2 separate regions of the Homo sapiens genome follow, and region 2 is linked to region 1. Evidence: read pairs that join two places in POLR2A ChIA-PET (ENCODE). Cell type or tissue: IMR-90. All regions are shown on one strand.

What was found. Peaks named below come from ENCODE experiments on the same cell type or tissue, not always from the same donor. Only the 100,000 strongest peaks of a DNase experiment are listed, where the experiment ranks them.
Region 2: POLR2A ChIA-PET joins it to region 1 with 17 read pairs; 2 of 35 experiments call an interaction of 5 or more read pairs at or near these places.

The regions. Positions count from the first base shown.
Region 1 is chr16:68,015,702-68,018,201 of GRCh38, reverse strand. DPEP2NB (DPEP2 neighbor) reads left to right here and starts at 2,291. Exons shown (of 2, transcript NM_001282442.2): 1 at 2,291-2,498. The coding sequence starts at 2,432. It also overlaps the pseudogene RNU6-359P. In IMR-90, no CTCF peak of the experiment used is centred here; no DNase peak of the experiment used is centred here.
Region 2 is chr16:67,307,774-67,310,273 of GRCh38, reverse strand. All of the region lies in intron 2 of KCTD19 (potassium channel tetramerization domain containing 19), which reads left to right. Among named protein-coding and RNA genes, the nearest start is that of KCTD19, 18 kb to the left of the region's middle. In IMR-90, no CTCF peak of the experiment used is centred here; no DNase peak of the experiment used is centred here.

The sequences.
Region 1 (2,500 bases):
CTAGAGGCTACAAGATTCTTTTTTTTTTTTTGAGATGGAGTCTCACTGTTGTTGCCCAGGCTGGAGTGCGGAGGCGCTATCTTGACTCACTGCAACCTCCGCCTCCCGGGTTCAAGCAATTCTCCTGCCTCAGCCTCCTGAGTAGCTGGGATTACAGGCACCCACCACCACGCCCAGCTAATTTTTTGTATTTTTAGTAGAGACGAGTTTCACCATGTTACCCAGGCTGGTCTTGAACTCTTGACCTCAGGTGATCCACCCACCTCAGCCTCCCAAAGTGCTGGGATTACAGGCGTGAGCCACTGTGCCCGGCCGAGGCTACAAGATTCTGACCAGTCCCCAAATTGCTCTTGGGGATAACATCACTATATAAAACCTAAGATCATGCTCGCTTCAGCAACACATATACTAAAATTGGAACTATACAGAGAAGATGAGCACAGCCCCTTGTGCAAGGATGACATGCAAATCCATGAAGCGTTCCATATTTGTTAATTTTTTAATTTTTTTTAAATTATATACCTAGGCCGGGTATGGTGGCTCATGCCTGTAATCTCAGAACTTTGGGAGGCCGAGGCATCTGTCTCAAAATATATATATATGTGTGTGTGTGTGTGTGTGTGTGTGTGTGTACATATATACATACATACGTGTCATATATATGTTATATATTATATATATGACATAGTATCAGTGCTTGAGATATTTTGCACACCCTACACTTGATTGGCTGGGCGCAGTGGCTCACGCCTGTAATCCCAACACTTTGGAAGGCCAAGGCAGGCGGATCCCTTGAGGACGGGGGAGTTTGAGAGCAGACTGGCCAACATGGCAAAACCCTGTCTCTACTAAAAATACAAAAATTAGCTGGGCGTGGTGGCAGGTGCCTGTAGTCCCAGCTTCTCAGGAGGCTGAGACACGAGAATCCCTTGAAGGGGAGGTTGCGGTGAGTCAAGATCATTGCACCACTGTACTCCAGCCTGGGCAACAGAGTGAGACTCTGTCTCAAAAAACATAAATAAAATAAAAAAGACCTTGCACTTGATGGATCAGCTGACACCACCCAGATTAATCTTGTGGCTCCCCCACCCAGGAACTGACTCGGCAAGAGGATACTTTCGACTACCTAAGATTTCTTTTTTTTTTCCTTTGAGATGGAGTCTCACTCTGTCGCCTAGGCTGGAGTGCAGTGGCATGATCTTGGCTCACTGCAATCTCTGCCTCCTGGGTTTCAGTGCTTCAGCCTCCCAGGTAGCTAGCTGGGGTTACAGACAGCGCCACCACGCCCGGCTAACTTTTTGTTTTTGTTGTTGTTTTTGAGACAGAGTCTCGCTCTGTCACTAGGCTGGAATGCAATGGCTGGATCTCAGCTCACTGCAACCCACACCTCCCAGATTCAGGATTCTTCTGCCTCAGCCTCCCAAGTAGCTGGGACTACAGGCACATGCCACCACACCCAGCTAAATTGTATTTTTAGTAGAGACAGGGTTTCACCATATTGGCCAGGATGGTCTCGATCTCTTGACCTCGTGATCCGCCCACCTTGGCCTCCGAAAGTGCTGGGATTACAGGCATGAGCCACCGCGTCCAGCCTAATTTTTGTTTTTTTAGGGGTTTCACCATGTTGGCCAGGCTGGTCAGCCTCCCAGAGTGCTGGGATTACAAGCACGAGCTGCCACGCCCAAGCTGACTCCCTATGATTTCATCTCTGACCCAACCAATCAGCTTTCCGGACTCACTGCCCACCACCCACCAAATTATCTTTAAAAACTCTGATCCCTGAATGCTTAGGGAGACTGATTTGAGTAATAAAACTCCAGTCTCCCGCACAGCTAGCTCTGCGTGAATTACTCTTTATTGCAATTTCCCTGTCTTGATAAATCAGCTTTGTCTAGGCAGTGGCAAGGGGAACACGTTGGGCAGTTACTCTTTGCGTGTGTCCAGATCTCACCAGTCCTTCAAGTCCAGCTCGAAGGAGCCTTCCATGATCCCTTTGTCCATCCCAATCTCTGCCTCTCCTGCTGTTGATTGCTTAGCACCAGTGCGTGGCTACCTATCTATCTCTTAGATTAATCTTGCCTCTCCAGCTCATATCAGAATTTAGGTTTCTCTTGCCCTCCTGTGGTCACTGGGGCTTGTACCAGCCGACAGATGTGCCCCACAGAGTGGCTACTAGGCATTTGTAGGGAGGGCTGGATGGGAGGGCCCAGGCAGGATTCCTCTCTATCTCTGCCCTGCTCTCCTCCACAAAACCCTGAAGGCCTGAAGCCTGCCCCTTAAGTCACAGATTCCTTAGGTGACTTCACAGGGTAGTGATGACCTCACAAGCTTCCAAAGTTTCCATGGCAGCGTGACTACACACCTGCGTCCTAGAGAAGCCTCCCTACCATTTCTCTGTAAGATACCAATCTGTTTGGTTGGCTGAGAGAGAATGACTGACCGGATCCTCTATATTGTCTCTAACATGTCCTCTGTCCCCTGGGAGGGCAGCGCAGCAGGT
Region 2 (2,500 bases), 710 kb after region 1:
ATACGGCAGAGGACAAAACAGCCAAGGTCCTGAGGTCTTGGGGAGGTTATATCTATTAGGGGAAACTGGCAGATCAAAAATAAGTAAGTGAGGGGCTGGGGAATGGTTTCTGTGATTTCTTATAGCACCCGAATGGCTTTCCGTGAGTAGAGGACTTGTATTTCTAGAAGTCAGAGCAAGTATTGGTTGACAGAGTTCGGGAAACAGCCTTGTTGAGGCTCCTGAGCCTAGGTCAAGGCCGATGCCTGGGCCTGGCCTGCAGCATGACCTGACTGGCAAGGATGGCAATCTTTGTGGACTTGCTTTAGTTTTTCTCTTTTTTAAGATTTCTTGGGCATACCTTTCTTGGGGAAAATGGTGCTGCTAACACTTTACATGCTTGGAAATAGCAGGAAATGGAGATTTCATTTCTGCAAAATAGATCATTCTCTCCTCAACTAGCACATCTCCTCTCAAACTAGCTAGACTGTCACTACTGACCCATTCCAGAGGACACATCCAGTACCAAACACCTCCAAATAGGAGTGTTGTCCTGGGCAGGGATTTCTCTCCCCTTCTCCCCACCACAGGCCTTCTCCCACGTGGCCAATTTAGAGTTGTTCAAAGGCACTATTATTTTCTCCACTAAGACAGAATCTTGGGGGTTGAATCTGTAGGTGAAGTAAGTGGCAGATTCAAGCTCCTGTGATGCAGTCCACTGAGCATGGGCTTGGAGTGCTACGCTGCCCTAGCTGACTTTCCCTAGTTTCACTCTTTTCTTGCTACTTTGCCTACTGTCTTTCTGTCCATCACAAATCAGACCCAAGCTAAACCCTTTCTTCTTGCCATCCTCTCTCCCTCTCCTTCATCCCTGTCCCTCTCCCCGTTAGGTCTTCCCTCTGGCCTCCAGATCCCAACGTGGAATCCCTGTCTTCATTGTCCTCTGAACTCCATAGGCTCTGCCCATTGTAATCTTGTGCTGGTTTTTCCTGTGGTTTTGGATACTCAATGTCTTTCCATCTTTCTCAGTTTTATGAGTGCAGTCTACTTCTCTGTTCGCTTCTTTGGAGATCTCCCATGTTTCTTTTTGCTTTTCTTTGCAGAGAATCAGCCCTCCAGCCCTTCCTTTTCTTTCTTTCTTTCTTTTTTCTTTTTTTTTTTTTTTTGAGCTGAAGTCTCGCTCTGTCTCCTAGGCTTGAGTGCAGTGGCATGATCTCGGCTTACTGAAACCTCTGCCTCCTGGGTTCAAATGATTGCCTCAGCCTCCAGAGTAGCTGGGACTACAGGCATGCACCACCAAGCCCGGCTAATTTTTTGTATATTTAGTAGAGTTGGGGTTTTGCCATGTTGGCCAGGCTCGTCTCAAACTCCTGACCTCAAGTGATCGGCCCAGCTCGGCCTCCCAAAGTGCTGGGATTACAGGTGTGAGCCACCGCACCTGGCTAGCCCTCCATTTTCATGCATTCTTTCATATGCATGCTAGGTTCTAGAACACAAAATGGGGATGCATCAAACCAGCCTCTCCCCAGGAAGCTTGGTATAGGGGGAAGAACTGGCCTGAAACTGAGCCAGAGGCCTGCAGAGAGAAGTGAAAGTGTTGAGTGTCTGTGGGAACAAAGTGGGGGGATGACCCATTCTGGCTCAGAGAGGCTCCAGGCTCTTCAGGAAGAGAATGGGGAGGAGTATTCTGGGCAGATGGAACAGCGTACACAAAGCTGGGGAGGTGTCAAAGAACGTGATGTGTTTTTGGAGTTTTGTGGAGTTTAGTGTCACTGATGATGGGGTGTAAACATAAAGAATGATGGGAAATGAGGCTGGAAAGGTAATTTAGGCTGGGCGCAGTGGCTCATGCCTGTAATCCCAACACTTTGGGAGGCCGAGGTGGGAGGATCATTTAAGCTAAGGAGTTTGAGACCAGCCTGGGCCACATAGCAAGACCTCATCTCTACAAAAAATCAAAAAGTTAATGGGGTGTTGCGGCGCACAGCTGTGGTCCAGCTACTTGGGAGGTTGAGGCAGGAGGATTGTTTAAGCCCAAGAGGTCAAGGCTGCAATGAGCCATGATGATTGTACGACTGCACTCCAGCTTGGGCGACACAGCAAGGCACTAAAAAAAAAAAAAAAGAAAAGAAAGAAGGAAGGAAGGAGGGAGGATGGGAGGGAGGGAGGAAGGAAGGAAGGAAGAAATTTAGGATATGACCTCCAAAAGGAAGGAAATTAACATACTATTTCATTTAATCTTTACAACAGCTTCCAGATTTTACTGCCTCCACTTTGCCAGTGAGGAACCTGAGGCTTGGAGAAGTTACATGACAAGTGGAAGGCAGCAGAGGCTGGGAAAAGTAGGGGGAGGGAAGGAGATGAAGAGAATTTGGATAATGGGTACAAAATTACAGTCAGATAAAAGGAATAAGTTCTTGTATTTGGTAGTACGCTAGGAATACTATAGTTAATAATAATATATTGTGTATTTCAAACTAGCTAGAAGAAAATCATTGGAATGTTTCCATCACAAAGAAAA